Regions from separate parts of the Mus musculus genome. Here all the other regions are linked to region 3. A link is a loop called in an ENCODE intact Hi-C map of the cell type or tissue named here. Cell type or tissue: heart. All regions are shown on one strand. Each heading gives the region's core, and the rest is flanking DNA. Links, peaks and the distances in the headings are about the cores only. Region 1 has its middle 8.7 kb from the start of Fam241b. Region 2 has its middle 19 kb from the start of Mir7662. Region 3 overlaps Col13a1 (collagen, type XIII, alpha 1). Region 4 has its middle 12 kb from the start of Mir7662. Region 5 has its middle 56 kb from the start of Fam241b.

What was found. Peaks named below come from ENCODE experiments on the same cell type or tissue, not always from the same donor. Only the 100,000 strongest peaks of a DNase experiment are listed, where the experiment ranks them.
Region 1: a loop joins it to region 3, with 10 times the contacts of the local background. A loop is called at or near these places in 17 of 42 quality-filtered maps.
Region 2: a loop joins it to region 3, with 2.6 times the contacts of the local background. A loop is called at or near these places in 13 of 42 quality-filtered maps.
Region 4: a loop joins it to region 3, with 7 times the contacts of the local background. A loop is called at or near these places in 13 of 42 quality-filtered maps.
Region 5: a loop joins it to region 3, with 2.8 times the contacts of the local background. A loop is called at or near these places in 2 of 42 quality-filtered maps.

Annotation. Positions count from the first base shown.
Region 1 is chr10:62,099,192-62,105,551 of GRCm38, forward strand. No RefSeq gene overlaps it. Among named protein-coding and RNA genes, the nearest start is that of Fam241b, 8.7 kb to the right of the region's middle. In heart, for the core only: a CTCF peak has its summit at 3,096 (motif pointing left); no DNase peak of the experiment used is centred there; H3K27me3 peaks cover 4,369 bases.
Region 2 is chr10:62,172,024-62,178,383 of GRCm38, forward strand. No RefSeq gene overlaps it. Among named protein-coding and RNA genes, the nearest start is that of Mir7662, 19 kb to the right of the region's middle. In heart, for the core only: no CTCF peak of the experiment used is centred there; no DNase peak of the experiment used is centred there; H3K27me3 peaks cover 1,103 bases.
Region 3 is chr10:61,835,622-61,841,981 of GRCm38, forward strand. Col13a1 (collagen, type XIII, alpha 1) reads right to left here. Exons shown (of 41, transcript NM_007731.3): 40 at 4,457-4,495; 41 at 2,613-3,087. The coding sequence ends at 3,085. Among named protein-coding and RNA genes, the nearest start is that of Gm40674, 6.3 kb to the right of the region's middle. In heart, for the core only: a CTCF peak has its summit at 3,307 (motif pointing right); no DNase peak of the experiment used is centred there; H3K27ac peaks cover 1,195 bases.
Region 4 is chr10:62,179,279-62,185,263 of GRCm38, forward strand. No RefSeq gene overlaps it. Among named protein-coding and RNA genes, the nearest start is that of Mir7662, 12 kb to the right of the region's middle. In heart, for the core only: a CTCF peak has its summit at 3,984 (motif pointing left); a DNase peak (open chromatin) is centred at 3,953; H3K27me3 peaks cover 1,282 bases.
Region 5 is chr10:62,051,998-62,058,357 of GRCm38, forward strand. No RefSeq gene overlaps it. Among named protein-coding and RNA genes, the nearest start is that of Fam241b, 56 kb to the right of the region's middle. In heart, for the core only: a CTCF peak has its summit at 3,572 (motif pointing right); no DNase peak of the experiment used is centred there.

The DNA of each region.
Region 1 (6,360 bases), core at 669-5,668, 260 kb after region 3:
GTGAGCATTTCACATTCCATCCAAAGTTGGAGCCTGCAGTGTCCCCCAAAGGCCCAGGTTGCTAAAGGCTTGGTCCCCAGTCTACAAAACCTTCAAGAGTTGGGGCCTACTGGAAGGAAGTTGGGTCAGTGGGGACACACCCTTGAAGGGGACCTTGGGACTCCCTCCCTGTCTCTCTTCCTACTTACCAGCTGCCCAACCTGGCCTCCTGACCTGCCATGTTCCCCCCCACCCCCAGCCACGTGCCCAAATCAACAGGCTGAGGAGACATGGCTAAAACCATGAGCCACAGTTAAGGTTTCCTCCTTGTGAAGTGATCTTTCTCAGTCAAACACAGAGTGTGACCCACCCACCCACCAAAGTGGTGAGGAGGTCCGTTTGCCTGAAGCCATCAAGGGTATAGGAGAGAGAGAGAGAGGCCTAGAAACTGTTACTCGGGAAACACAACATACTATATAGATGATTCTTACTAGTACAAAATGGAGCTGGAAAGCAGATTGGCCACAGGAATAAAAAGAAAATGAAGGAGGAGGACGGGAGGGAAGAAGGGAGAGAGGGATGCGGAGGGGGGGAGAGAGGGAGGGAGGAATCACCAATGTATCAAAGCCAGGCAAGATGAAAGCTGTCTGCCACCTTCTCTAAGCCCTCAGTCCCTCTCTGTGGCTCATCCGATGACGATGACCAGCCTTCCTACCTGGTCCTCAGAGCTGCTCTCAGGACAGAGCTGGCTCCATGTGAACTGATTTTAGGCTAGAATACTGGAGAGGACAGCCACCAATCCTCACCCCGCCCCAAGTCCACCTAAGATAGACTTTAGGTGATATAGATCGACCTGGACACCTAAAGAGAGCAGCGGGACAGGATCCCAGGGAGTCTGGTGTGTCACGTGTTCCCTAAGAACTCAAGAGCCAGCACTAATATCCCTTCCTGGGCTGCAGGCCTGTTTCCATGGTTACGGAGACCCTCATGCCGTGTAAAGCAGGAAGGGAAATGGACCACAGGTCCCCGGGAGCCCAGCAGCCTCTCCTAGCCCTTCCTATCAGCCCCTCCCCTCCCCTGCCCACCTGCCCCTCCCACTAGGATCCTTTGTGTTTGACTGTTCAGCAAATGCCTCTGGGGGGTCCCTCACCCCCCTCTGAGCCCCCTCCTTCTGTCTGAGGTGGCACATGTTCCCTCTTCCCTTGACTGATCTATCTGGCAGAACAGGGAGAGAGGACTCTTTAATGAGTCTCCTGCCTTCATTTATTACTGTAATGGCTTCAACTTGGGGGACAGGGGCTGGCAGGCATTTAATATGTTTTCATGTCCACAAACACATTCCCTGCTTGGCAGGGAGAGAGGAGGTCTGGTTTAGGTTTGCACTGTGGGGGTGATTTATAAAAGACACCAGTACTGGGGACTCCCCTGCCAGGACTTAGCCTCCTTGTAGCCCTAGCTCTCCCTTTGGCCTCCCCTAGTCCCTCCAGCTCAAATGCTCCCCCTTTTAGCACCCTGCCTGAGGCTGGGCTTGCTTCCCTATCTTCCCTATGCCCACCTTCTCTCCAAAGCCACTCAGGGGAAAATGGCTGCTGACAGACACCCTCAGGTTGCATTTGATGGCTTCCTGCATTGACTCACATGGCCTCAAAGGGTATTCTGGGTAGAAAGGAAGGAAAGTAGGTCCATTTTGACACATTTCTCTGTGACCACCCACCTGGGGCTGCCGAAGTGCTTTGTGCATGATGTTGCACAAACCCTTGGCAGAACAAAGATACTGGGAAGAGAGATGGTGTCCCTCCCTTGGCTGGTAGACTATTATTCAAACCACTGACCCCGGGGAACTTCACACCGGTAGAAGGAAAAGACTGAAGTGTGATGTAGCCAGAGGAGGAACCTGGCCATCACCAGCAATTGATCACGACTCTGACTGCTTGTCTGCCCACCTTGCAGAAAAGACTTGGAGCAGAAACAAGGGTGATGGGACGGACCACATGCCCTGGCCAGGGTCACTCCACTATGCACACCTCTAGTGCTTTAGTTAAACTGAAACAACATGTTATTGCTTCAAGTGTGGACTTGAGGGTCACAGGACCTCTTTGTCTGTTTCCTTTCAGGGTGGCCGTATTGTGTGCATCTCTTCTCTCCACTTCCATTGGTACTTATCTCTGTAATCGATCTATGGAGGATGGGTGGCTAAGCCTAGCTCCTTAGGGCTGCCAGTGTACAAGCTCCGATCCTAAAACTACAGTGACAGCATAAGAGGGGGATGTTTGCAGGGAAACCTTGTTTTAACAAAACACATTGGGACATCATGGCTGGGAAAATGCTCTGGGAGAGGCATCCTGGTTTACTATGATTGAGAAAGAACCATTTGGGCTCCATTGTCCCTAAATAGAAGCTGCTGAAATATAGAAAAAAAAAAAAAAAAAGCCACAAATCACTTCTCAATGAGGTGAGAATCTCCAAGGCAACCTGCCCAGGGCTGAACACCAGGAGGCAGGAGATGCATGGTCACCATGGAAACCACATCCTAGAAACCCATTGGTATTGGTTTGCCACATTGCAGATGAGGTAATGGGGGTGGAGCTAGACCTGCAGGGTCCCTGGAGACTAGAGTAAAGAAAGGTGTGGGAGGAGGAGAAAAGGAAAGAGGGAGAGGGTTGGAGAGAGAGAGAGAGAGAGAGAGAGAGAGAGAGAGAGAGAGAGAGAGAATATCTCGATCCAGGCCAGGCTCTAGGCCATCTCTCTGAAGCTATATGAGGGAATGGGCCAGGAGCTGAGATGAAACAGATAAAGAAACTGGCCTAAAGCCCAGAAGGATGAGCAGTTGTAGCAAGGTGCCACCATATTGAAAGTCTTTATGGATGTATTCCATCTCTCTAGGTCACTCACTCAGCATGAGTAATTCTCTAGTGCTGCTCCATCGATGATAAATTCAGAAGGATTTGGAATCAGAACAAGCCTAGCTGGGTCCCTCAGGTCCTCCGTTGACCCTGGGTGCTCAAGCACAGGGTGCGAGCTCACCCGCAAAGCCTGCCTCTGGCTCCAATTACTCTCAGACACGTTGGCTGGTCCTTTTCTTCCTAGAAGCTAAGTAGCACCACCTGCTGGTGGTCTCTGGAAGCAAGGCAGCAGTGACTAGTGGTCTCTCCCAACTGTGCCTCTGACAAATCTATCTCTTCAAGCAGGTGGGAGACTAGGATCCATCTCTAATCACCCTCTGGTGTCCTGGGGACCATATGAGTCCTGTGATAGAACGAACCACAGAACACAGCCTGCCCAGATCATCAGTTGGCCATGTGACCTCAGCCAACCATTGGCATCCCTGGGCTACAATGCATGTCCATGATAAGGAATTTGTATGAAATTCCCCCATTGGGGTTCTTGACAGCTTACACAGCAAGCATTATCCTGTCCTGCAGAGGACAGTTCCATCAAATCTGAGGAAGGAGAACACCCCAGAAATACAGTGCCATGTGTCTCTCAGCATCTACGTGATTTAAGGCAACCTGGTGCAAGAGGGCCCACCACCTCCACTGGCCAAGAAGCAGGAGCTAGGCCCAACAATACTACTGTGCAATCAAGCCTGAGACAGTCCACTGCAGCTAGCCTGCCCTCCTCTGATGTGGAGAGGATCCCAGGGCTCCTAGACATATATCAGAGGAGCATAGCTGGGAACCAGAGCTACCCACAAGGCACTGTGGGGACTGGCCTCTTCACCCTTTGACACAGGAAGGTCTCCACAGTGAACAGCCACTCAGAATGCAGAGATGCAGGCCCTTCCTGAAGCTGGCTATCGGGAGATTAGTGCTAGACCAGTTTGGTGGGTGGGGATGGTAGACCTTAGTCTGGGCAGCTAAGCTCACAGCCCAGCTTTCCCGTCTGGCGTGACAACATCCTTGTCCTGTTTTCCCACTGGCACAGCCAGGTCTACCTCTCAGGGTCTGCTGGAAATTAAGCTCTCACGCTCCATCTTTCCAGGATGAAGCCTGGTCCACAGCAACACATTCATCATGATGCTCCCTTAATCTAGACGATCTTCCAACTTCTTGCCCTATCAAGAGCGTGTATACAGCAGGCTCCTGGCTGTTCCCTCCACCTGTAATCCTACTGAGCACTTGCTGTATGCAAAGCACTGTACCAGACAGCAGGGCTAGAATGACGGGAAAGGTAGTTTGGATGCAATAACCCACAGAGCTTCTGGTCTAAAAGAGAGTCAGGAGATGGACAGACATCAAACTGACAGACTCACAGCAAAGCTGCTGAAGGACCATATGACAAGAAGGAGTGAACCTGAGTGGTCAGAGAATTATCTTTGGCTCTCTTCCTACATGCTGGAAATAAGGGTGTGATGGCTGGTGCTTTGCAGCTATTGTGGATTCTGAGGCAACGCTGGGGTGGCCATCATTCTTGAGAACTGTATTGTCTGCTCTTGGCTTTTATGAAGACTGAGGGGCCATTTATTCTGTTTTAAGAACTTCAGTTACCTAATTGCTTCTCTGCCCTCCAAACCCTCTGAATCACATGCCTAGAATTAGTAAGGAACAGGCTGTCTCCCCATTAGCCAATAGGAACCTGGGTCAGAGGAGTCTGGGCAGGTTTTGGTTAAATTCACTTGAGTGGAAGGAATTGGCAGGAGACAGAAGTCTTGCTGAATAAAGCAGGTTAGAGATGAATCCGGGGTGACAAGCTGGGACCAATCTTTAGGGCCATCTGCAGACACAGCTCTAGAGTCAGCAGTTAAAGACAGGCCTGAGAGAAAGGACTCAAAGCCAGGAGGCCCAGCCTCCACACCAGAGACTCCTCAAGTCCAGCCCCCGGCTAACCAGGACTATGCCACTCAAAGACTTCAGGGTCAGTGACCAAAGGATCAGGCTTGAATTCTACCTCTGACTGATTGAGATGGCCAGGCAAGCTCTGTGGGACCTTTGCATCTTAGTGTACTAAAGGGGCGATGACAATGGGTTGTGTCTGCACAATCGTGCATGCCCACAGACTGATGCAGATGGACACAAATCTGGTTTGTTTGTTTGTTTTTTGAGACAGAGTCTCTCACTAGTCTGGAACTTGCCAAGGAGGCTAAGCTGACTGGCCAGTGAGCCCCAGGTATATGTCCGTCTCTGCCTCCCACCACAGGATCACAAACGTATCACCACGCCTGGCTTTGCGTACATACATATCGGAGAGGGCAGGTTCTGGGAATCAAACCCAACTCCTCATGTTTGAAAAGCAGTTGCCTGCCTGAGATGTTTCTCCAACCCCAGGCCAATTTCTTGACAGCCATACCCTACAGGTAGTAACCAGATTTAGACATTTTCCTCCCCCCACCACACACACACACTGGAATTTTAAAAGCAATTTGAACTTTAAATATTCCTAACACCGTCGGCAGCTTTCGTTGGAGTCCCTTAGGCTGTGGTCAGATTTAAACCACTTCTCTGTGCCACTATGCCTCAACCCAGACTCTACCTACACACTTCTTACTGGGCCCAGCAATGGCTGTAGGTAATCCACTCTCCCCCACTCAGACAGGGCACCTGAGACACGCCTGCCCAGAGATGCAACAGATCTGCCTGACAAACACTAAGTCACTGGCACCCTGGGAGAAATGACAGCCATGTCATGTGTCACATTGATTTAAAAAAAAAAAAACCATAGAGCACCACACTCTTGAGCAAAGCTAGGAGGGGCTGAAAGGGGCTGGTGGACAATTTCTGGATGTTCTGGGCTAGATGTTTGGCCACCCCTACTTACAGAGCACACAGCCCTAGAAAGGGACCAAGTCTCCCCGACCCCCACTGGGCCACTTCATGTGTCACCAGAAATGTGGACTAGAAATAACCAAGGCTGTGAAATGGCACTAAGAGAAGCCATGACTCATCCTCCCCCAGCGGTCCCCAGGCACGCCAGCTTCAGGTTTCCTGTACTGAGGGGTAGAGAGGAGACCATACACCCAAGAGAGCATCTTAGTAGCCAGTCTGACTTCCTCTCCTAAGCCTGCATCCCACTGGTGAAAAGGGAAAGGTCCACTTTGATAAAATGACAGGAGGCTTGTAACTCTCCCTGACGCTAGACTCAGACCAGGGTGAAGCCACAGTTAAGTGTGGATTAGAATAAAACTGTAGGTGCTCGCCTCCAAGTATCTCCCTGGAAGGAAGCCATGCTCCTGTGCAGACTTTCCACCAGGTGGCGCGATGAGACAACTTTCAAAACACAGGTTTACAAGGCAAGCCTGTGTCTCTCCCAGGTGGGTACAGATATAAAAGCACATTTTTTTTTTTTTTTCTATCTCATGGCTTCCCTTCACCTTAACCCTGATGCTCATCAAACAAGGTGGCAGAGGAAGACAGACAGACACTGGCTGTGCCAAATGGGTAACCA
Region 2 (6,360 bases), core at 863-5,862, 340 kb after region 3:
TTCAGCATCACCGTTGCCAACAAAAGACTTAGGTTTGGAGAGGTCCCTTTAACTGTAGAAATCCTGAGCAGATTCCCTGTCAGGAACCTGCGTCCCACAGTGAAGAGAACACCAAACAGTAGAACAAGGAAGAGGCAACCACCGGGTCCCTGGAAGTCAAGAAAGCTGAGTTAGCTGGCCTTGGCGCATGCATTGAATCTCAGCACTGGGGAAGAGGGCCGGGAGATCTGCTAGTTAGAGTCACCCTCATGATGTGCCATCAAAACACACACAAGGAAAAGCAAAAGAAGAAAGGAGAGAACAAGAGAGTGGGGGAGGGGAAAGGGGAGGGGAAGGGGGACAAGGGAAGGGGGAGGGAGAAAGAGAGGGAGACGGGGAGGGAGAGAACTAAGTCTAAGTCTAACGACTAACCAAGGGAGAGGCTTCCTCAGAGTCAAAGGACTAGCTGTGGGCAGGGAGTCAGAAAATGCTGGGCGCAGCCAGCCACAGTGGATCAGGGTTCTGAGCCAAGTTAGAACCCTTTGGCCCACTGCAGTGGAGCACCAGGAAAGGTGGCAAGAGGGTGTCTAGGGAGCGGTGGCTGCTGCTGTCATTATTTGCCGATTTTGTGTGTGTGTGTGTGTGTGTGTGTGTGTGTGTGTGTGTGAAAACTCCATGTTTCCTGACTGCTTCAGCCCCACACCATTCTCTTAGTCTTCCAACTCTTTCTCCTCCCTAAGAAGCTAACTGGAGACCCTCTGAGAATTACTAGGGACCAGACTTCCCTCCTTGACCATTATGAGAGCAAGGGTAACGTGTGTGTGTGTGTGTGTGTGAGAGAGAGAGAGAGAGACAGAGACAGAGACAGAGAGACAGAGACAGAGAGAGAGAGACAGAGAGAGACCAAAGCCCAGAGAGGTCCCTAAACTGTCCTTGTTCTGGTGGGTGTGGCTTGATCTGAGCTTGGCTCCCACAAGTCCCGCCCATTCCACTCTTTGCCTGAATGCCCCAGGTGGTGGGGGTCAGAGTTGTTCCATCCTTGGGGACTAAGCACTTTGTGGACCACAGTGCCCCCCAAAACCCTCTACATAGTAGATGAAGATACAATGTGCTGATTTGGAGAGGGCACTGGCCCAACAGTTAAAAATCCTGACAGCCAGCCACCCTCCCTCACCCAAGCCTTCTGTCTCAGCCCCGTGTCCTGCAAGAGTCTTCTTTGGACAGACGTGTTCTGGCAGGGGAGAGGGATGTGCTGACGAGCCACAAAGGGGCTCGCTGTGTGGCCTGCAGACTCGGAGCTTTTGAAGGCCGATTTGCTCTGGCTGGGCCTGAGGAAGCCGGAGCTAATTTCCTCCTAAGGGGGTCTGCAGCCCTTCCTCCCAAGGGAGGGAAAGCTGGGGAGGGGGCTGGGCTTGCCTGACCTCTGAGACTGTCAGTCTTTCTCTGCCTCCTCTACCCACCCTCCCACTTCCTTGAAGCCTGGAGCATGAAGTAGATCCACTAAACAACACCTTGAACTCCCAGTTCCCTCTTATGCACTTAGCCTCGAATAAACAAAGTTAAAAGCAACCCTGAGCTAGGAGACACCCGTTGCCCTGGGGAGGTGGAAGGAAGCGTGGGCAGCTTGCTTGATTGCAGCTATTTGAGCCTTTAAAGGCTGAGGTTCAGGAGATGCCCGGGTTTGCTAACCACCCAGATTCCACGCAGGTCCTGACCACCCCAACACCTGCTGAGGCTTCCAAGTGTTGGGTAATTCAAATTATCTCTTTTTAGAATTATTTTCTACTTTCCCCCCCCTAATTTCTAATTTCTAACTTAAAAAAAAAACCTTTATTACATTTAATTAGTTAATTTAGAGTGTGTGTGTGTGTGTGTGTGTGTGTGTGTGTGTGTGGTGTTTGCTCACACATGTGGAGATCAAAGGACAGCTTCTTCTCCCCTATCCTGTAGGTCCTGGTCCTGCGATGGGACTCAGGCTACTAGGATAGCAGCAAGTGCGTCTAGCCGCTGAGCCTTCTACCTCGTCTCCTTATTTTATCTTGTATATCAAATTTAAATAGTAGACTTTCAACAGAGTGAAAAGGCAAAGGGCAGACGTGAGGAGCTGGGGGCTGGCCTCGTGGGGACAGAGGGTTGTGAGGAGCTGCCCTCAGCAGCCTGGAGTCTTGGTTCTCCAAGTCAGGTTCTCTGTAAGAAGGGGCTTGGGGCCTGGAGCTCTGGCCAATGGCATAAGTTCCTTCCGGCCTACATACAGGTCCCCAAGTCCCTAGAGGGGCTTTTTTACTGTCTGCCTGCCTGCCTGCCTGTCCGTCTTTCGGTTGGTTGGTCTCTCTCTCTCTCTCTCTCTCTCTCTCTCTCTCTCTCTTACACACACACACAAGCTTTCTCTCTCTCTCTGACTCTCTCAATCTGTCTCTCTCTGTCTTTGTCTCTCTGTCTCTTTCTCTCTCTTACACACACACACACACACACACACACACACACACTCACACACACACTCACACACACACACACACACACACACACACACACACACACAGAGTCACCAGGTTCCCTTCTTTTCCTCTTCCCCTCCCCTCCCTCTTTCTGCAAGGCCCCTTCAGGAGCCCCTTTGTGAGGTAATTGGATTTCTTCCCTTGTTAACTTGCAATGAAAATGTCATCTATCTATTCCGGGCCACCGCCAGGGAGGGGCCAAGCCCCCATTCAGCAAACCAAGGCCCAGCGCTCTGTGACGCTATTCAGGCCTCCCAGCCTCCCAGTGGGGCAGCTGCAGGCTGTCTTCCCTGACAAAGCACCTCTTCCACTCTGTCCTACCAGTATTCCCAGCCTGAGTGTGGCCCCGACAGGGCTGGAGTTGAGTGACTAGATTCTGAGACTTCTGGAAGCCCCTTTGGTCAAGAAGAGAAGGATTTGATTTTAAGTGCAGCCCCCGAAGATGCCACCACCAAATTTGGGTGCGTGTGGTGGAGCACGGTGGGAATTCTGGGATGCTTAAGAAGCAGGAGAGATTACAAAGGACAAATGCTGTTTGGGGGAGATGGGCATCCAGAGAGTTAATCACTGTCAACTTGACTGGGTTTTGAATCACCATGGAGACACACTCCGGATGACTATCGTTTCCAGAGAGGTTATACTGAGGAGGACAGATCCACAGTGGATATAGGCGGCATCGATTGGTGAACTGGAGTCCCACACTGAATTAAAAAAAGAGAAAATGAGGCTTTGAGGGATGACCCAGTCTGCAAAGGGCTTGCTATATTGCGCAGAGCCTAGCTGAGCACGGCTATGCGTTGCTCTCTGCTTCCTAGCCGTGGGTCTCAGGTGACCTACCTCTTCTGCTCCAGCCACCTTGACCTTCCTTGGGACAAACCCTTTCTCCTTTAAACTGCCTTTGTCAGAGCATTTTAGCTTAGCAACTAGAAAAGCCGCTAAGACAGTCAGCTGGTACATCTGAGCCTTTTGACAATTTGGGGTGAGGGACTGGAGGGCGCTGGTGTTTCTAGTTGACTTGTGACTGGGGCGCACTCGATCAGAAAGGACAGGCTATGGCCAAGTAGCAAGTGGAGCCTGTTTGCTGAGTTCCTTTATAGTTACTGCTTTAGTGACATCAGATCAGACCATTTTCTCCTTTTCTAAGAAGGGGGTTGATATGGTGTAGAGGCTGAAGGTAGACTCAGTCTCTGGCCTTCCCTCCTGCCGTGTATGCCCAGGTTCTGAGAGGCTCCACGACAGCCATCTTGGAGCTTCCTCTGGACTTGGTCTGGCACACGGGCATAGATTCGCCCGCTGGCTCCTGGGACTTCTGAAACCCAGTTCAGAGTTCGCACCCCAGGAGAGCAAAACAGATGTCTGAGTAGAGGCTTTCCCTTTATTGATGAGGCTTTAAGGCAATTCTACCATTCCCTAAAGACAACAAAAGATAGTTTTCTTACTTTCTCCTCTTCTTTGTGTTTTAGCAACAGTACTGACTCATGAGTGAAATATTTGTAAGATTCCAACCCATGACACATATTATCCCCATTAAAGCTCATGTTGATTTTGCCTGGTGGGAGCCTCCTTAACTTGGCTCTTAGGTCTTTGACAACATCTTGGTAGCCTTGAGAAAGAAAAAAAGGGCATGGAAAATTGGCCCAATATAAGAAGAGAAAGGGGCCCTTATTCTAGAATCTAGTTGAAGCCTCTCATCAGCAGCTGAGCAAGGAAACCCAGCCCAGTTACCAGCTGCTCAAGGCCCTTCCTTCTCTGTGAAAGCAACTTTTCTTCACCTGATGTAATTGTCATCTCCAAGGCTTAGTGCCTGAGTCAGCTAACCTAGGCCTAGTCCTGGAAGCTTGCAACCTCCATACGATGCAATCGAGGCCTAGAATGTTCAGCCTCTGAGACTTACTTTGAGTAAGCTCACCCTTCCTAGTTCTTCCTGAACTCTGGCTGGCTGGTTCCACTCAGCTGTTCTGGCACAAAACTCTTCTTCAAGGAGACTGGTTCAATCCGGCTTCTCTCCTACCTTCTCCTGAAATGCTCTGCTTGGCCTCATACTAACTTTGACATTTATGTTCTAATCTTCTGGCTCCTTCTCATTCTCTGGCTTGTTCTCTCTCTGCAACCTGTGTCTGTACGACTGTCCCAGTAAAACTGCCCCCTCTCTATCTCTCTCTCTGCTTGGCCCCTTAAGTAGTTTCCCTTTCCTCTCTGTTCTTGTGAGAGTTGGGCATATCCCATTCTGTCAAATCTTTCTCTGATTCATCACTTTGTCTGCCACTCAATTAGACATCACTTTTAAACATGGGTGTTTCCTTCTACAAACTAACTTTACCTTCATTGTTTGGGATTAAAGGTGTGTACTAAGGACATGTCTGCATTCCAGCTAGAGGGATTAAAGGTCTCTCTCTCTCTCTCTCTCTCTCTCTCTCTCTCTCTCTCTCTGTGTGTGTGTGTGTGTGTGTGTGTACATATGTGTGCTAAGGCTGAATCATACCACATCTAGAAACATATTTTTCCAGTAAACAACACAATCTCAGGGTTCACCATGTAATTAAATATCCTGCAACACTTCTTCTCTAGCTACAAAGGATACTCACTAAGCTCCTTGAGTGCCATTGGTGGATCCTGATTTTCCCTACTAGCTTATGGTTCCATCCAGGGTCTTATCAGTGCCTCCTTGAATGAAATCTTATCGAGAGAGAGAGAGAGAGAGAGAGAGAGAGAGAGAGAGAGAGCAAGCGAGCTAGGTGTGGTGTCGAATACCTTTAATCCCAGCACTCCAGCAGGCAGATCTCTGTGAGTTTGAGGCCAGGCTTGTCTAAGGAGTTCCAGGACAGCCAGGGCTACACAGAGAAATCCTGTTTCAAAAAAAAAAAAAATACAAAGCAGGCAGACAGACAGAGAGACAGACAGACAGACACACACACACAGAGAAAGAGGGGAGGAATCAAAGAATTTCTCAGTAACCTTCTGAAATGTAACTTGAGAGCCCCTAAAACAATATCAGAGCTGATGCTTGGACAATGTCTTAATTAGGGACTTGCTGCTGTAAATAGACACCATGACCATTGCAAATCTTATAAAGGACAATATTAATTGGGGCTGGCTTACAGGTTCAGAGGTTCAGTCCATTATCACCAAGGCAGGAGCATGGCAACATCTAGTTAGGCATGGTGCAGGCAGAGCTGAGAGTTCTACATCTTCATCTGAAGGCCACTTGCAGAATACTGGCTTCCAGAAGCAGCTGGGATGAGGGTCTTATAGCCCACACCCACAGTGACACACCTACTCCAACAGGGCCACACCTTCTAATAGTGCCACTCCCTGGGCTGAGCATACACAAACCATCACAGACAAGTAGCCACTTACTGAAAAGCCCAGACTCAGACCTGGACACATCTTACCCCACCTACCCACCCACTGTGGTTTTCCTTGGGAAGTATATGCTCCCACTCAAGTGACTCAGTTTCTTTACAACACTTCTCTTTCTCTTAACTACTCCAGCTTAAGCCTACATTAAAATATTGTTAATAAAACTTCCAATTCTGCGTCACTATACTGTAGGATAGTCTTGAAACCAAATCAGTGTGGCTCCAGGCAGGTCCCTAAAATGGGGGAAGACCTTGGGGTGCTGAGTGTGGAGTTGTGTCCCTTCACCCCAGGAGCTGCCTCAATTCTTCCAAGCCTGCTACAATAAGATGGCTGTCTTAGGTAGGGTTATCATTACTGTGATCAAAGCAACTTGGGGAGGAAAGGGTTATGGCTCACTTTTCCATAGCACTGTTCATCACTGAAGGAAGCTAATGCAGGAACCCAAACAGGGCAGGAACCTGGAGGCAGGAGCTGATGCAGAAGGCAATGGAGGGATGCTACTTACTTGCTTGCTCCCCATGACTTG
Region 3 (6,360 bases), core at 905-5,904:
ATTTCTTAAATATATTGATAAATATATTATATATGTTCATTCTTTTATTTTCGAGACAAGAGACTGTAACCCGTGCTGCCCTCAGATTCTCTGTCCTCAGGCCTCCCTAATGCTCTGATCAGTGGTAACAGGAGGGGTGTGTTCCTGTGTGGGTCCACTCTTATTCTGATGTTGTCATTGCTGAGCTGTGACTCCACTCAGACCTTTTGAGAACCTGGGGGTATTCTGAGTTCCTAGGTCCTCCCTGCAAAGTGGGGAAGTTAGTGCTGGAACTGGGAAACCCTCAAGTCAGGGAAAGGGTCAGTTTCAATAAAGTACAACGTGAGATGGGCCATGTGGCTTTGGATTGCCTATGTGGGTTCTTTCCTCCTTAAAAAAAATAGAACATTCTATTTTGCGGCTGCTGGTAGAAAGATGGATGTAGAAAGAGGAATATGTTGCTGCCTGGAGTCTTTGTTACATTTCACTTCTGAGTGTAACCACAGTGAAATTAAAATGTGTCTGGAGTCCCTGCCACTGGGATGGGAAGATGCTGGGGCAGAGTCATGGGGCCATCCCGAGGGCTCATCAGACCAGATGGAGGCAAGTGTGAGGATCTGAGTTTAGGTCCCCAGAGCCCACATAAAGGCTCCCAGAGTCAAAGCAGAGACCTGAGACGCCCTAGAGCAACCCAGCTACAGAAGCTAGCCATACTGGCAAGCTCTGGATTCCATCGAGAGACTCCCTCTGCCTTGGAATATGAAGGAAGAGGGATCGAGAATGATTCCCGACACCACCTGGAGCCTCCACAAGCCCACACACTTGCTACGTGCACAGGCACCCACACATGTACCCACACACATGCAGACATGCACATATACACACACTGCGCACAAATAAGAGAATGGAGAAAAATTAAAAAAAAGAAGCAGTTTCCTGAGACCTTTACCATGCAGGCCCTGTGACTGGGAAACAATGTAACTGATTTCTTTCCCTCTCCTCTCTCTCTTTTTGAAACAGGGTTTTACTATGCAGCCCAAGTTGGCCCTAGATTTGAAATTTTTTGCTTCAGCCTCTCGACAGCTCTATTGTGTGTGTGTGTATGTATTTGTGTATATATGTGTGCATATGTATCATGTGTGTATATGTATGTATATATGTCTGTGTATTTGTATATGTATATATATATATTGTGTATGTGTGTATGTATATGTATTTATGTGTATATGTATGTATACATATATGTATGTGTATATTGATATACATATGCGCATGTATATGTGTATGTGTGTATGTATTTGTATATATCTGTATACATCTGTGTATGTATGTGTATTTGTGTGTATGGACATGTGTCACAACAGCAGACAACCTTAGGCGTTGATCCATCCACCTTGTTTTTTGAGTCAGGGTCTTTCTCCAGCCTGAGGCTTTCTGATTAGGCTAAGCTAGTTGGCTGGCTAGCAAGGCTGGGGGACCTACATCTGAGCATTGGATATCCAAGCATGGACCCCCAACACTTAGCTTTTTAACATGGGTACCCATGGGTACAAGCATGGGCTGAACTCAGGTACCCAGGCTTCTGCAGCTGGCTCATTACTGATGGATCCATTTCTAAGCCTGACAACTCCGTTTCTTTGTAAAAAGGAATTTAAAACCACTCATCTATTTTATGTGTATGCACACATGTGCATGTATGTGTGGGGACTACATACATGCTTGGCTCCCACAGTGGTCAGAAGAGGTGTCATATTCCCTTGGAATATGAGCTGCAGATTTCTGCGCACTGCTGGGGTGTTTTAAGCCACTGAGCCAATCTTTCTAGCCACCCCCATTTCCTACAAAACAACTCGAGGTTTGTCGAATGTGGCTGCGATCTAGTGGGGGTGTATGGCAGGGTGATTCTCCTTCACTGGAAAAGAATGTCACAAGAGGCAAAGCGCCCTCCTTCAGCTAGCTGTGCTTGGATCCACAGACGTCTGTGAAGCCAACAGTGTGCTCTGAAGCGGCTGTTACTAGAGATCATAACTCAGAAGAAAGCTTGAATGGGACATGTCCTCCATAGGCCAGAACCCTTCGCCTCTGGTTGGTGGCGCGGTTTGGAGAGGCTATAGGACCCATGGGGCGAGACGTCCCTCGCTGGAGCGGGCTCTGAGGTTTTATAGCCTGGCCTCACTTTCTGTTCTCTTGTCTGTTCCCTGTGTATGTATGAAATGTGAACAGCTTCCTGCTCTTGTAGCTCCCTGACATGATAGACTCCCCGCTCTGGATCCGTGAGCCCAAATCAACCCTTTGCTGCTCAAAGCTGCTTTGAGCTATGGTATTTTATCACTGCAACAGAAACAGTACAGAGGAGTTGGGGGGGGGGGTGGGGAAGAGGGACTAAAATGGCCAGAAGCCCTACCCAAACCTGAAGCAATGCATGAAGTCCCCTTTGCAGCCCCCAGGGTCCTCGGTATTGCTGAACCCTCAGTACTCAGGTGCGTTTAGGCCATGACTTAGGGAAAATGTCTTAAATGAGTCAACACTGTCCTTTTTTTGTTGAAACTAACATTTCCCAACATTGCTCCACACTTCTGCGGGTTCCTGCTTGCACAAGACAGAATGGATTTAATTTAGAGATTAACCAGGATCATGAATTGCCACGTTTTATTATTTTTTTCTTATAATAATGACCGTCAGTTAAAATGTAAAATATTGTCAGACACATGTAGTCTGGCAAACACCACCGACCTCCACTTTTTTTGTGTGTGTGTGTGAATTCACACACAAGCTCACAGCACCTCTGTGCTGGTGGGCCCCCTTTGGCACTGGAACACAATAATTTATGAAGCTGTGATATTTAGTAAGTGTGCACAAATATCATGCAACATTAGGAGCAGACGCACAGACAGAAAGTGTATTAGAAACAGATTTATACAAAAATGTCTTGTAAACAAAAAGGGAAAGGGGTTATTTCCTGTACAAAATCTGCAGGCTTTTCTTCTTTCTTTCTTAATGATCTGTAAGATGCATCATAGTTTGGGCATTTTCAAAAGGTGAAAACTGTATAAAAATAAATATCCTATATACAAACACACACAGGCCAGTCCCAGGTTAGAGGCATCACTGCAAAACAAAACCAGAACAATGGATAGTTAGTTTCAGGAGCACTGAATGCTGCCTCCCCTAGAGGAGAGGAGGTGGATTTGGTTCCTCAGAACCTCTGATAGGGAAGTGTGAAACTTTAAACTCGCTAGAGGGAAGACCCTCCTTAGGACTGTAAGATACCACTCCCAGAAGGGAAACCCCCCACTTTCACCTTGACGCTACTCCCTTCTGCAGCCACTAGAGGGCAGTCTCTCTACGCTGTCTTGGAAACCGCGCTATTTACTACATGTGTCCAGAAGTCTTTTGTGGTGTTATCCAGCAGACATAGGCTTCTTTAGATGCGCCTCCAACATGCTGTAGCTCTGGACAGCAGCTGTGGCTCCCTTGCTAAACTCAACATGTTCCATGCCCTGCTTACCAGGAGTATCTTTCTTTAGGGACAGGGGAGGGTTTTATTTAATGGATTCATGGCTGAAGGGAGTACAGATTCTTGGGAGACATGGCCCCTTCAATGCTGAATTTTTTTCCTTTCTTTGACTTGTGAGTACTTTTGGTAGCTAGGTGCTCAGTCTAGGTCTGATGGCTTGTTTGTCTCCCTACTTGCCCCAGATTTGTACATCAACAAGATTTCGAGGGTTGGGGCACGGGGTGCTGAGCCATCTCTGCAATTCAGAGTTAGTGGCATAGGGCTGGACTGGCTAAGTACAAAGTCTTGTGAGTGCAGGGTCTTAAACCCTACAATGAGGACATACTGATAACTTTGGTGGGTGGTGGTGGGGGACTGAGAAGATGCTGAGGGGGAGGGGAGGTGCAGGGAGACGGCACGCATGCGCGGCTGCCCACCATCTGGTTGTGGATCCTGCCGAGGACTAAGGAAGGCTTCTGCCCTTAGGCTGGGGAGTCCTGTGACTTGGGAGCTGCGGCTGAGAGGGATGGCCCTATAGTATTAAACTGACTGCTTTAATGATGGCAAATGACAAGGGCATTTTAAATCTGCTGATATCTTGGTGCTCGGGACACCTCCGTCTCCTAGGTGAGTGGATGCTGAGATTACGTACACGTAGCACCATGCAGGATTTACGCAGCGCTGCGAATCAGACCCAGGGCTTTGTGCATGCTAAGCACTCTTATTAACTGATCTATATACCTAGTTCCTTAAAATGTCTCTAAGTGTTCTGCAGGTATGTGCAGTGAGATGTTTAATGCCCTGCCCCTGCCCCCGCTCCGCCCATCAGCTAACCGCTGGTGAGGTAGCAACTTTCTTGACCCACTCACATCTTCCTGTCTCATCTGCAGAAAAGCAGGTGGGAAACTGCCAACTTTATGGCACTGTTGAGAAAGAGCAGCACCTTTGACGCAGAGCTGCATGGCCTTCTGGGAATCTTACCTTGTTCCAGCAGCCTTGGACTGGTAAGCCATCTTCTCCCTGCATGGAAGCAGAGAACGCTTAGGCTCTTGAGATAGTTGTCTGAGCAGACAGGTGACAAGGACATAAACATTTCCATAGCCTTGGTGGGGCATGGCCTACCACTGCTGTCTGCTTCCATTTTTGCTCTGGGTCAGAATCTTGGAAGAGGGAAGCATTTAGATGCTACCGTTTTCCCTTCGGTTAATGCCCAGTGTGCTGCAGGGCAAGGCTAAGAGGCTACTGTGGCCCGTGGGGTCAGCCAGCACAGGTAGATGCCCACAGCTCAGACTCTGTGGAGTTCTAAGAACTCAGGTCACTCAGCACGTGGACCTCCTGGCCTTCCTCTACAAACCTGGTGGGGATGGGATGGTGTTCCGGGGGGCCCCCAGCCTGCCTGAGCTCATCTCTCTTCCTAAGCAGTGGGAGATGTCATCTAAACAGTCCCAGATACTGGTCAGTAGTGGGTGGGAACAGGGGCTGGTAAGAGACACACAGCCCCAGGGGGATTGCAACATGATTTTGAGATGACTTTCTGACCCTGCCTCTGATACACCCTGGAATTTGGAGTGAAATGAATTATCAGGGTGGGAAACTGTGTGCTCTCTGAGGCAAGGCAGCAGCAGCCTCTGGGTACTGCCTGTGAGGGAACCCTCACCAGGCTTATTGGGCCTGACATTCTGGCTTCTCTAGCACATCCTGAAGCCACCCAGGCATCTTCCAGAGGCCAGGCTGGCGGGGAAGGCCAGGTGGTGTCTTAAGAGTTCTAGGTCTCAGTCCCATCCTAGAATTGCAGTCTAGGGTCTCCTCCACCCAGCCAGCAGCGAACCTCCCAATCACCCAGCATGCTGCAGCTACTGCCCCAGCCCAAAGAAACCTAGCATGTGTTCAAGTTATGTCAATAGCTTTTCCACCATTTCCCCATTTCCGCCAGTCCAAGACAAAGAACACATCATTATTGGAACAGATATCATTTTGAATAGTCAAATGATATCTGTCCCCTCTGGGCTCGGAAAGGACTATAGGGGGCATGCATTTCAGTTTCATGGTGACTTCTGTCCCCTTTGCAGTCCATCATGCCATGCCAAGTCACCCCATTGCCTCGGTACGGCACACTACACACAAACTCTGTGGAGGAGAGGGGCCTTTGAGGGCATTTCCCTCGGGACATGGATGATGGCAGGGCACAGTGGGAAAGTAGGCAGAGGGCGAAAAGAAGGAGCCTTTGAAGAACTGAGAGCACACAGGTGGGGGTGGGGGAGAGTGGGAGACATGGAAGGGTGGGATGGGGGCAGGGCATAACTGTGGTCTAGGAAAGACCCAGTTTTAATGAATGGAAATGCTTTGGAAGTCAAGCAAGGCAGCCATGCACACTGCACCCTGGGGATGTGAAGGTGGGCCAGCAGTGTCAGCAGGCTTGCTACTCCGTTCGAGTGACCTATGCTGGCTCTGTTGTGCTTGTGGCCTAAGACATCTCTGGTGCCCTTCAAGGAACTGTATCAACCAAAGAGAATTCCTGAGTGACAGGGTGGAGGATTTGAGGCTGGGAGTTGGGTGGTGACCGCAGCCTCTGGATCTCCTCGGGGAAATGGAAGGCAAGCAGGAACATCTGGACCTGCGCCTGCAGGGTCAAGCGTTGCCTCTGTTTCTTTTATAGTTAGCTGAGAGGATCATATAGATACTTAGGAAGTCAACATAGGAAGTCACCATCCAGAGCAAGACTAGGTGTGGGGGAAACCAGCTCCTGGGTTTCAGCTCCAGACATGTCAGGAATACCTGACCACCACCTACCTCCTCCTAATTGCATTCTAGACCTTTCCACTTCTCACTTCATAGTGAGCTACCTTAAGTAGAACCTTCTAGGTCTTTAGCATCTAATATCTGAT
Region 4 (5,985 bases), core at 873-5,872, 340 kb after region 3:
CACCATCCCTAGCTTATGCAGGGCTAGGGATCAATGCCAGAGCTTTGTGTGTCTGAGGCCAGCATTTTACCAACTGTGCCACATCCCAAGCTCTGTTTCCAAGTTTTAAATAAAATAAAAGACTTGGGGGCTGGATAAATGACTCAGCAGTTAGGAGCATATTCTGCTCTTCCAGCGGACCTGGACTTAGTCCCCAGCACCCATGCCAAGTAACTCATAGCTGCCCGTGACTCCAGCTCAGAGGATCTCAAGCCCTTTTCTGGTCTCTGCAGACAGTGCTGTACATGCACACAGATGCTCATAAAGGAGAACAAATCTTAAAGGAAGAAAGGGAGGAAGCAAGCAAGCAAAGCCATCTAGCTAAGGCTAAGGTTCCACTGGGTCCCATTTTCCTTCTCTCTCCCTCAGAGACTTACGAATTTTAAATATCTCCTTCTATTCCTTAGCATAATACCTTCCCTTCTTATAGCAATACTAGTAAGCACAATATATCATATTAGCAATTACACATAGAGGGTCCAGAGAGATGATGGCTCAGCAGTTAAGAGCACCAACTGGCTGCTCTTCCAGAGGTCCTGAGTTTAGTTCCCAGCACCGGCGTGGCTTGAAAATAAAAGTACTCCAAAGAGGCCAGGTATTGCAACACACATCACAGGAGGGAGGGAAAGAGAGAGGGAGAAGAAGGGAGGAAGAAGGGAGAGGAGGAAAAGGGAGGAGGGGGAGGAAGAGGAGAAATAAAATAAAAATTTTTTAGAGTCTACTTTGGCAACTTTTATTACAGCTAAGATTTCTTTAATCTGGAGTATCTGAGAGAGCAGGGAGCACCTGTCACAGGATGCTCTGTCCTCACCACATCCTCTCCCTTTGGATGCCAGGAATGTTTCTCCAGCTGCTCCGCTATATCTCAAATTAGATTTTCGAACATTTAGGTCTACTATTTTTTTTAATAGCCATTTGTATTTAAGTGTGCATGTGTGGGTGTACTGCATGCATATACGTGTGTGTGTGTGTGTGTGTGTGTGTGTGTGTGTGTGTGCAGGAAGAGCCAGAGAGTGCAGCAGATCCCCTGGAGCTGGAGTTACAGACAGTTGTGGGCTGACTGACATGGGCGCTGGGAACTGAACCCAGGTCCTCTGCAAGAGCAGGATATCTTATCCACTGAGCCATCTCCCTAACCACATCTAATTTTCATTGAAATACTATACTTTTTGTTGACTGTTGTCCCCTACCATGAATTGCCTTTCGTTGTGTGTGTGATGCACACATGCGCACACGTACACACTTGTGCACATGTACACCCATGTTGTATTCATACATGCATGTTTGCACATGCATGGATGTGTAAGTTTGTGCAAATGTGAGTGTGTATGTGTGTGTGTGTGCATAAAGGCCCCAGGTAAAACTAATCAGCTTATTGTGTGGATGCCTCATCTCTATCCCTGTATTCTGGGGTTACACACAGGCTGACTGCCACATCCACACAACGTTGTGTGTGTTTGGGAATCCAATCCTCACATCTGCATGACAAGCCTTTGTTCACAGAGTCATTTCCCCAGCCCATGACCTTCATTTAATAGAAGCAGTATTCTCTTGTTCCTTCGAAGGAGCCTGTTTCAAGTGAGGGGTTTTGTCACTATAACAAATGCATCAGAAAGAAGCTTAATGGAGGAAAGACTTGCTCACAGTTTCAGAGGGCTCAGGTCACCCTTGCTTGGCTCCACACACTTGGACAGACCACCATATTGATGGGACTATGCAACAAAGGACTGCACTTACTTCACGGCAGCCGCTCACTTCACAGCAGCCCAGAAACAGATGTGGGGGAGGGGCACCAGGCCAGGACAAGGGACAGTCTCCAAGGACATTTCTTCTGTTAGGCCTCATCTCCAAAAGTTTCCAGCCCTTTCCAAAACAGTACACTAGCCAGGAACCACAAAGCTTTAACTTCTCCTTTGTGAGAAATGTCTCATATTCAAATCCTGACAGCGTCTAAAATACAAATTATTCTAAATTGGACATTAATCTATTTAATGTCATAGATTCATCTGTCAAGTATTTACTGAGTATCTGGTGACACTCTGAAGCTGCCCTAATGACAAGATGCCATTGGAAGTGGGGGTTCTGAGGTCCCTGGTACTCAGCCCTGGCAAATATTCTCCACCTACTGATTCTTCTTTGGCTTGGGAGTTGTTTTCAAATCCTCCAGGAAAGAGGTGACTCCGGTCTGCCTTCTACTTTTAGAGCCCTCCTCCTTCCCCTCTTCCTTCTCCTCTTTCTCCTCTTTCTCCTCCTCTTCCTCCTCATCCTCCTGCCCCTCCTCCTCCTCCTCTTCTTCCTCCTCCTGCTCCACCCCTCCCCCAACCCCACTCTGGCTGCCAGAAGAGTCCAAATGACTCTGAAAGGCCCAGGACACCTGGCTCTGGAGCATCCATAACCAAGGCCAAGTCAGCACCCAGAGGGCACCTGAGGCCAGCGGGCAGAGCCCCAACCCTGGTTCAGTGTCTGCCTTCCTAGCTCTGCCTCCAACACAGCCTGTGTCCTCAGTGGATGCAGATCAGGCTTTTTCTAGTCACGTGATGTCTTTGGTTCCCTCTAGAGGTTGGGGCCCAGAATGTCTATTTTGGCTGATGGAGAGGACACAGGACCAGTGAGAGGACAGGCAGCTAGCTCAGTCACCAGCAGAGTGGCAGGTGGCATAGAAAGGCATCCAAATGTGTGCAGCGATTACATCTAGACACCTCAAATGCTTCTTTGGGAAAGGAGAAAGAGGCTCAGAGGGAGACAAAGATTGGGCAAGGCTACATTGTGTATCAAGCCTGGTCCTCTGCTGGTCAGAGGTGGGATACAGCTAGCCCACTGTATCCCAGAAGCCCCAGGGGCCATCCCTGTCTGCTCCAACCACTGCCCATCATCTTTTAGTCAGAGGTACTCAGTGACTGTATACCATGCTTCTGGAACAATCTAAGCTCTGTGGAGACAACAGTGCACGAGGGCACACACACACACACACACACACACACACACACACACACAGAGCAGATCAAAATCTTGCTTTAAGTGGTCTGGCAAGCAATGCAGTAGCAATGTGAGGCCAGTGATACTTGAGTGTGGATGCATGCGTACATGTATGTGTGTGTGTGTGTGTGTGTGTGTGTGTGTGTGTGTTGCATCCTGCCATCAGCAACAGTGGAGGGAGAGCAGGTACTGAGCACCCTCCTTCCATGTCTAGTCTCCTGGCAAGGTAAAGATGGCCACCCTCGTGTCGCAGGGTGAATACATACTCCCATGGTCTCATTCTGGCATAGAAGTCCTGCCCCTCTCCTTAGCTTCTTCCTCTCAGGCTCTTGTGAATGCCCAAAGGCCCAGACTTCCTCTAGTGATTACATAATGATGGAGGGACAAGGGCTGCACTGGCAGAGAGAAACTTCATTCATTCTTCATTCCTGGTGCCCTGCCAGGATGGGGCAAGGAGGAAGCACAGGACCATTATGGAGGCCTTCAAGGCCTGACTCTTGTGATTTCTCCTGATTATGTAACTTTGGTGAGCCACCTGGCCTCTCTAAGCCCCTCCGTCCCCGCTGACACATTGCCACACAATAACCAACCACAATAATCTCCTTTCCCTGGTCTATGCATCCACGAGGTCAACAATTTGTTTTGAAACAGGGTCTCATCTAGCCCAGGCTTGCTTCAAACTCAATATGTAGCCGAGGCTGGAGACTGGCTGTGAATTCCTGGGCCTCCTGCTTCCCATTTCCTATGTGCTGGGTTTACAGGCCTAGGACACTAGGTCTCAACAGTGATTTCATTAAGACTCCATTACAGTCCAGTAGCTGGAGTGTAATTTTTAACCTTCTTCACCTGTGGTCCGTCCTTTTGGGTGAGGAGGAGCACAGTTGCTGAGCTTTGGAGTGTGTGGAGACAGCGCCACCTAACGGCCATATGCTTCCGTTCCTGCTGTTTGCTTTTGTTTTCTGACTTGGGCTCTCAAGACTGCGACTCTGGCTCCCCCTAGGGGCTGGTGGGGACTGGCGCTCCATCCCTGAAGTTGTGGGTAAATTGTCATCCCTGCTAGGTAATACAGACGTGATCGTAGGGTAAACTACAGAAGGGTTCACGGCCTGGCCACACGAGAGCTGCTTCTAAAATTTCTCCCCAGAGGGAGACACAGGTAACGTCTACCCTCCCTTCTAAGGTCGCAAGGACAAACCAAGGCACAATTTCACCAGGGTTCATTCTGGGGAACCGGTCAGGTTTGGGGGCGTCCTTACAGAGCACAGGTAAAAGGTTACTTAAAGGAGCGTGGGTGCTCCTCCCGCAAAAGGCTGGAAAACCTTCACTCAAAAGGAATGGTGACTTACCCAGGGCTGCATAGATGGAGATCCAGTTCCCAGCCTACACTACTCCAGCCACCGGAGGCCAATTGCAATTAAGGCAGAGCGGCTCACCACAGGTGTTTGGGAGTGGCTGATGAGATTCTCCTGACCCTACTACCCCCAACCCCTCCATTAGGGGACACAGTTGGGATGACTGTTTTGTAAGAAGGCACAGAAAAACTTTCCCTGCATCATGGTTACTTGGCTGGGAAGATTGTCACAAGGCTCCTCCTCCTCCTCCTCCTCCTCCTCCTCCTCCTCCTCCTCCTCCTCCTCCTCCTCCTCCTCCTTCTCCACCTCCACCTCCTCCTTCTTTTTCGAGACAGGGTTTCTCTGTGTAGACCTGGCTGACCTGGAACTCACTTTGTAAACCAGGCTGGCTTTGAACTCAGAAATCCACCTGCCTCTGCCTCCCAAGTGTTGAGACTAAAGGCGTGTGTCACCACTGCCTGGCTTGGCTTTTCTTTCTTTCTTTCGTTGTTTCTTTCCTTCCTTCCTTCTTTCCTTTTTCTCGTCTTTTTCTTAAGAGGCAGGGCTCACTGTTAACCAGGCTGCTCCTAAACTCCTAGGCTTCAGCTCTCTTTTCACCTCACATTCGGTACCCAGGACAGCAGGCGTGTGCCACTCTGGCAACTTGGTTTTCTTTAAATGTATGTGCACTGCACATGTGCAGGTGCCCTCAGAGGCCAGAAGAATGTTGGATTCCCTGAAACTGGAGTTACAGACAGCTGTGAGCCACCGTGTGGGTATGGGAACTGAACCTGATTCCTCTGCGAGAGCAGTCAGTGTTCTACACCAAGGTTGAGAGAAAACATAGATTTGCAAATTATACATATATAGTAAGTGGCTTGTATCTAGAATATATAAAGAGTTCTCCAAACTCAGTAATATGAAAACTAAAAATACAGTTTATTAGTGTATGTGTGTGGATGTGTGTGTGGTGTGTGCAAGGGTGTGGTGTGTATGTGTGTGTGCATATGTATGTGTGTGGTGCGTGTGTATGTGTGTGGTGTGTATGTGTGTGTGGTGTGTATGCATACATGCACATGATATACATTTGTGGGTGTAGTTCAGAGGACAACTGGCAAAACCTGGCTCTCTCTTCCCATTTGTGTTGCCCTTAACTACAGAGCATTCTTGCCAGTCCAGGTATGTTTTTTGCATAGATATGCAAATGTTCATTGCAATAACAGAATAAAGTTGTCACTGAATACAGCAACGCATATCTTTGATCTCATGGACATCTTTGAAGTTTGAGGCCAGTCAAGGCTACAAGTCTCTCTTGTCTGTCTGTCTGTCTGTCTCTCAACAAAAAATGCTAAAAATGCCCATTGATTGGTAAATGCATAAACTAACTATGGTGTGTTCATACAATGGAACAGAATACAACTTGGCCACAGAAATGAATGGCTTTCAAAATAATTATGTTAAATGGTAGTAGCCAGAGCCTTAAAGAGATCTCGTGAGTCCTGTCTCATAAAGGCTTTAGAAAAGAGACTGATGAGCACGCAGAGACAGAAAGCAGCTGCGGGAGGGGGCTGCCTTGAGAGGCAGCAAGCAGTGCTGGGGAGAGTTAGGGTGAAGGACTGCAAAGATTAGGAGAAAAATC
Region 5 (6,360 bases), core at 664-5,663, 220 kb after region 3:
ACACCCTTACACAGACATACATGCGGTCAAAGCTCCAATGTACTGTAAAATAAAAATAAATACATTTTAAAAAGAAATCACAAATTATAAATTAAAATAAAAATCAGACTGCATCAAAAATTTTAAAGTTTGAGCCAGGCATAGTGGTGCACACTTTTAATCCCAGTACTCAGGGGAGGCCGAGGAAAGTGGATCTCTGTGACTTGGAGGCCAGCCTAGTCTACAGAGTGCTTTCCAGGATAACCAGGGCTTCATAGAGAAACCCTGACTTGAAAATAAATAAATAAATAAATAAATAAATAAATAAATAAATAAGTGTGTCAAGGTTGCTCTTTTTCAACAGACAAAGTCACAGAATGAAGACAGAAATATAAGCCAGATACTAGGAGAGATTATTTGCATTGCATCCAACAAAGGCCTTGGGTCGAGTCTCCATGAGGGATCTCCGGCTCGGGGGATGGCTCAATGCATACATAGCGCATTTACTGTACAAGCCTAAGGACCTGAATTCGAATCCTCGGAATCCAGGTAAAGCTGGATGCTGTCCCATGCATCTGTAATCCCACGGGAGGCAGAGACAGGAGAATTCCACAGAAGCTCAAGGACCAGCTAGCCTGTTTTCTACACAAGTAAACAAGAGACTCCGTTTCAGGGCTGGAGAGATGGCTCCATGGTTCAGAGCGGACACTGGCTTTACAGAGGACCTGAGTTCTCTGCCTGGGACCCACATCAGGTGACTCACAAGTGCCTGCAACACTAGCTCTGGAGGGATCCAGCTCCCTCTTCCAGCTCTTGTGGGTAGGCGTTGCACTCATATGCATAATCCCACCCCCTACACACGTAATTAAAAATAAAAATACAATCCGAGAGGGGGAGAGGGAAGGAGAGGGAGGGAGGGAGGGAGGGAGGGAGGGAGGGAGGGAGGAAGAAACCCTGTCTCAAACAAGGTGGAAATCAAGGCTAACACCCAAGACATCCTCTGACCTTCATATATGTATATGCATGTCTGTGCTTATATGCAGGAACACATACATACACACACACACAGGGAGGGGAGGGAGGGAGGGAGGGAGGGAGGGAGGGAGGGAGAGAGAGCGCGAGCTCTTATAACTCATAAGAGGAAGAAAATGGCCCATGTTTCCAAGTGTATAAACATAAGACTAAGCAGGCCACTCACCAGGGCTAACACACAAACAAGCCCATGGGAAGACACTCAGCATCACTGCCGTCAAGCCCATGCAAGTCAATGCCCAGCATAAGCTGCTATGTCGACTAAAACAGGCTCAGGTGGGCTAGCTACAGCCATGGGACCTCTGGTGAGAGGCTAGACTGTAGGCTGCTTTTGAGAACAGTGTAAAGGTCTCTTTTTACACCTAGGGATTTACTCGGGCAAGGTGAAAGCATGCGTCCCCAGGCGTAGGGCCCCTGAGTGGTGGCAGCAGGTGCCGTGAGTGTGCAGGTGGTGGGACTTCCACTCGTCCATAAGAACTGATTAGCTATGGATGTAAACAATGGTCTGGAGACTGTTGGGGTCATTAGATGAGGCCTGGGGATGGGGTGGGGTAGGGGGCTCTAGGGGTAAAGTGCTGAATTTGCAAGCTTGGACCCTCAGCATCTGTGTGAGAGCGCTCGCATCACTGCAAACTGCAGCTCCAGCCTTGGAAATGGACAGATCCCAGGGACTCAGGGATTCAGCCTCTGGCTGAGCCAGGGAGCCCAGAGTTCCGTAGGAGACTGTCTACCATCCTCAGGGGGAGAGTGACTGAGGAGGACCCTTGAGCTCGGCCTCTGGCCTCTACATGCACACGTGTGCATACACACACTTTAAAACAAGGGGTAAGTAGGCTGAATGAGAGAAATCAGACACCGCCCCCTGCAAATCAAAAGTAGAGATCCATTCATGGAACATTCTTGAAAATGTAAACTTAGCCTATACCGGCAGAGAGGAAATCAGAATTTGAGGTCAACAGAGAGGTCCTTTGCCTTGTAGTCAACATTTCATACATGACACCAAATCGTGTTCACTGAGGACATTTTAGACACGTGAGAATCATGTTCACCAGTCCATGTCTTGGGGTAACTTGTGTTTGCTTGGTTGACTTGGTTTGGCTCTGGCCCAATGAGAAGTGCAGAAAATCAGACTTGCACCAACCCCACACATTTCCAGCTGGGTTTGCCAGCTGCCTCTTGAAGACCTGCGGAACCCACTCTCAGCAGCTGGTGTCGTTCACACCCTGTCTACAGTACTGTCAGCTGCTTACATGCTAACCTTCTCCCCACCCAAGGAACTGCAGAGACCCTCCTCTTGGGTACCTTTACATGGTCATCTTCTTCTTCTTCCTCTTCCTCCTCCTCCCTCCCCCACCTCCTCATCCCATGCAGAATCTCATGTAACCCAAACCCTTGATTTTCCTGTGTCTACCGCCTAAGTGCTGGGAATACACACACACACACACACACACACACACACACACACACACACATACACACACATACACACACATACATACACACACATACACACAATACATACATAACACACATACTTGCACACATATACATACATACATACATACATGTCTTACCACCTCTGGCTGGGGTCAAATCCAGAATATTGTGCACACCCTCCAAATATTCTACCAACCTTGACCTGGTCTTATTTAACAAACAAACAAACAAACAAACAAACAACAACAAAAACCTAAGAAGCCAATATTCATACATTAGGGTTCTGTACCCTAGAACAGCCTTAACAAAGCAAGCCTAAGGTACTGGTTTGGATGCCTTGGCAACTGACCTTGGCCTGCTAGGTTGTAAGAATTCTAAAGACTCAGAGCAATCGTCTTGCTGACTTGGATGGATGGATGGATGGATGGACGGACGGACGGACAGACGGACGGATGGGTGAGGCACAGGCTATTTTTTCTCATTTTCTCTTCTACCACAGGCCTCCTGCATTTGTTGGATTGCATGGCCATGATCCTGACTGAGTGTTGCTGCCCCTGGTCCTCACCTGGTGAGCACCCTACATGGTGAGGGTACTACTTGGTACCTCACCTGGTGAGGCTCTACATGCAAGCTGACCCCTGCCTCTGTCAGAATGACCCTGGTCCTAGCCCCAAGTTCTATGACCACAGATGCTAAACTATCCACGGGGACCTAGGGTCATCACGCACAACAGGGGCATCCAGAGCATGAGCTGTACTGCTCAAAGTGGGAGCCTCCTGGGAACACAGCAGAAGCTGGGCTTCAGGCTTCCACTTGTAAGCATGAGACCCTGTGGGCCAATGCTGGTGCTGATGGAAATGATGGATGTGGTGGAGGAGGAAGGAGGGAAGGAGCTCATTTCCCCTGTGACCCGTTGTCCAACCTGGCTTTCACATCTATGGACTGCGGCGTCTGGAAATAGAAAAAGAGACATGGGTTGGTCTTCCCTAGCTTAACTTCCATCAGCATCCTCCGCTCTCTAGACATTTAGAAGCAACAGGTACATTTGTCCTTCTATCTGCTTCCTCAGAATCCTAATCCCTTCCCTTCTGGGACTAAAAGGTGAAATGGCTCCAGTGTCCAGCAGAGGGCACCCAGGGCCTTCTAGCCAAACCATTTCCTGGGTGCCCTGATTGAAGTCTGTGTCTGCTAGCACACAGCTGGGCTGGTGGTTAGAGGCAGCGGCTGATGGCAGATTCATTCACTCCTGGACCACCCTCCTGGTCCTTCCTGAGCTGTGAGCTGTCTGTGCCTTGGGGTGGGTAGTGGTGAGCTTACAGAGGTCTTGGGCTGGGGGCTTTACAGGCTAGGTACCCTTTCTTGATATCCTCAAAGTGCCTGTGACAGAGTGGATGGACACCCACTCAGAAAAGCCATAATGCTTTGGTATTTCCATCTAGCTCTACTCTTGCATCTGGGATCAGGAGCCTGTCTCATGAGGGCTTTACTAAGCATCTTCAGTCATATAAAAATATACCTGCACAGGTAAGGGAAGCCTTCCTGGTACTTCCATCCTGGTTGCCTGTCAGTTCTAGGCGGTCTGTGTATGTGCGGATTCCCTCAGAAGTCAGAGACATTGGACCTGTGGGTTGTGACCCCTTTGGAGTTTGACCCTTTCACAGGGGTCACCTAAGGCCATTGGGAAACACTGATATTTATATTATGATTCGTAACAGAGGCAAAATTACAGGTATGAAGTAGCAACGAAAATGATTTTATGATTTGGGGCACCACACCATGAGGAACTGACACAGCATTAGGAAGGTTGAGAATCACTGCCCAAGAACTTAAGTTATAGGCAGATGTAAACTGCCCAGTGTCGGGGAATCGAACTTGGGCCCTCTAGAAGCACAGGAAAAGAAGAACAGCTTTTGCTCTTAAGCTACACCCCCCCCCCCCCGTTAGTTTTCCAGGGAGGGTCTCATCTCACCCAGACTGGCTTCCAAGTGCTGTGTAGGCAAAGAGGAGTTTTTAAAGATGTATTTAATGTTAGCGTATTGGTGTTTTACCTGCATGTATGTGTGGGTGTCAGGTCCCCTAGAACTGGACTTACAGAAAGCTGTGGGCTGCCATGTGGGTGCTGGGAACTAAACCCGGGTCCTTTGGAAGAGTGGCTGGTGTTCTTAACCACTGAGCCATCTCTCTAGTTCAAAGATGATTTTAAACTTCCGATCATCCTGTCTCCAGCTGCGGCATGACAGCTGTGTGCTACCACATCTGGCTTAGGCTGTGCAGGTTTATTCTCCAACCCAAGGCCTTCTGCCTGCTAAGCAAGTATTCTACCAGCTTAATTCCACCTCCAGCCCTGAGCTGAGGGTTTTCAGAAGTCAAGGGGAGCCATTGCAGATTCTTGGGCAACAAAATGCCCTAAATACAAGATCTAGAACAATGAACGTAGAGCAAAAGAATAAATGTGGAAGAGAGTTGAGCAGGAAGGAGACAGGTGAGTGGATGGTCCGTCTCAGAGCATCTGGTAAACCTTCCACATCTGGTGTAATGTCCCCAGAGTCTCTGCAACTGGGAGAAGAGGTATAACCTCGTGATTGAGAACAGTCAGGCAGCCTCCGTTCGAGTCCTAGATCTTCCACTTACTAGCTAGGTGACTTGGACCAGCAACCCAACCTCTCTGGAGTTCTCCTTTCCTGGCCTGCAGAAATGGACTGGCTGGAACCCATTTTGAGAAGTAAATTAATGAATGAGAAGTAAATGAATTAATTAATGGCATAAGGCACTCAGGAAACAACAGCCATGTAGCAACCTCTCAACAAACAGTGTCTACAGTCAATGCTGTAATGACCATGAATTCCTGGCTTTGAGCAGTGCCAAGCCAGCCTGGCCTTCAGAACAGGGAGGCTGGTGAACAGGTGGGAGCTGTCGGAATACATGACAAGCCCATCTCCAGAATGGAAGGGTAGGCTGGGCTTGGGGGCAGGTCCCTCCAGCAGCCCCCTCCCCAAGGTCGTCTAGCTCCCAGTCCTACTGGGAGTGGGTCATGCATGCTACAAGGTAACTTCCCTGCCTGTGGTCCTATCTCTTAGCCGTGGGGTACAGGGGAAGCCCCCTGACTCTACTCTATCATCCCATTTCTAGAAAGGTCACACTGGATAGCCCACCCTACCCCCTACCTCTCCCTCTTTTGCCACCAGTCCTGGTTCAGACCCCCACCCCCACCCCAACATGCTAATATACCTTTCAAGGCCCAGGTCCAAAGAAGTGATCCCTGGCCCAGTGTTCTGCATTCTAACTTCTCTCCCCCCACCCCCAGGGTTTCCTTAGCATGGTAGCTACTAATAGCCCTAACAGGTCCTCCATTAGAGAAGCATAGCTGCTCTCTGAGTTGCCCTTCTGGGACTTCGAGAACAACAAATAAGCTCACTTGTTGCGGCTTGAAGCAAGCTGAGGGGCTAAATTGAGGATCCAGCAGGACTGAGCTGCCACCAAAGGCTTCTGGGAGCAGCGCCTGTGTGACCAGGTCAGCCTGCTGGGTCCCAGTAGCCGGCTCCCCTTTGTGTCTTCTTTTGTCTTTGACTGGTCACTGGCTTTTGGGGGCTCGCGAAACCGGAACCCATGCAAAAGCCTGGTGGGCGTGGCAATGTGCGCCTCTAATCCCATTGCTGGGAAGGCAGAGGCAGGAGGGCTCTGGGCGGGCAGTCTAGCTGAACTGCTGGGCTCCCGGGTAAAAGTGAGATACCTTATCTTGAAAAGCAAGGTGTAGGAAGACAGAAGAACTTCCACATGCACGTGTGGGTGCACACACACACATACATTCTCTCTCTCCTGCTCTCTCTCCTCCCCCCTCTCTCACATATGCAGAGAGAGACAGAGAGACAGAGACAGAAAGACAGAGATAGGGAAACTAACTGGATAATCACT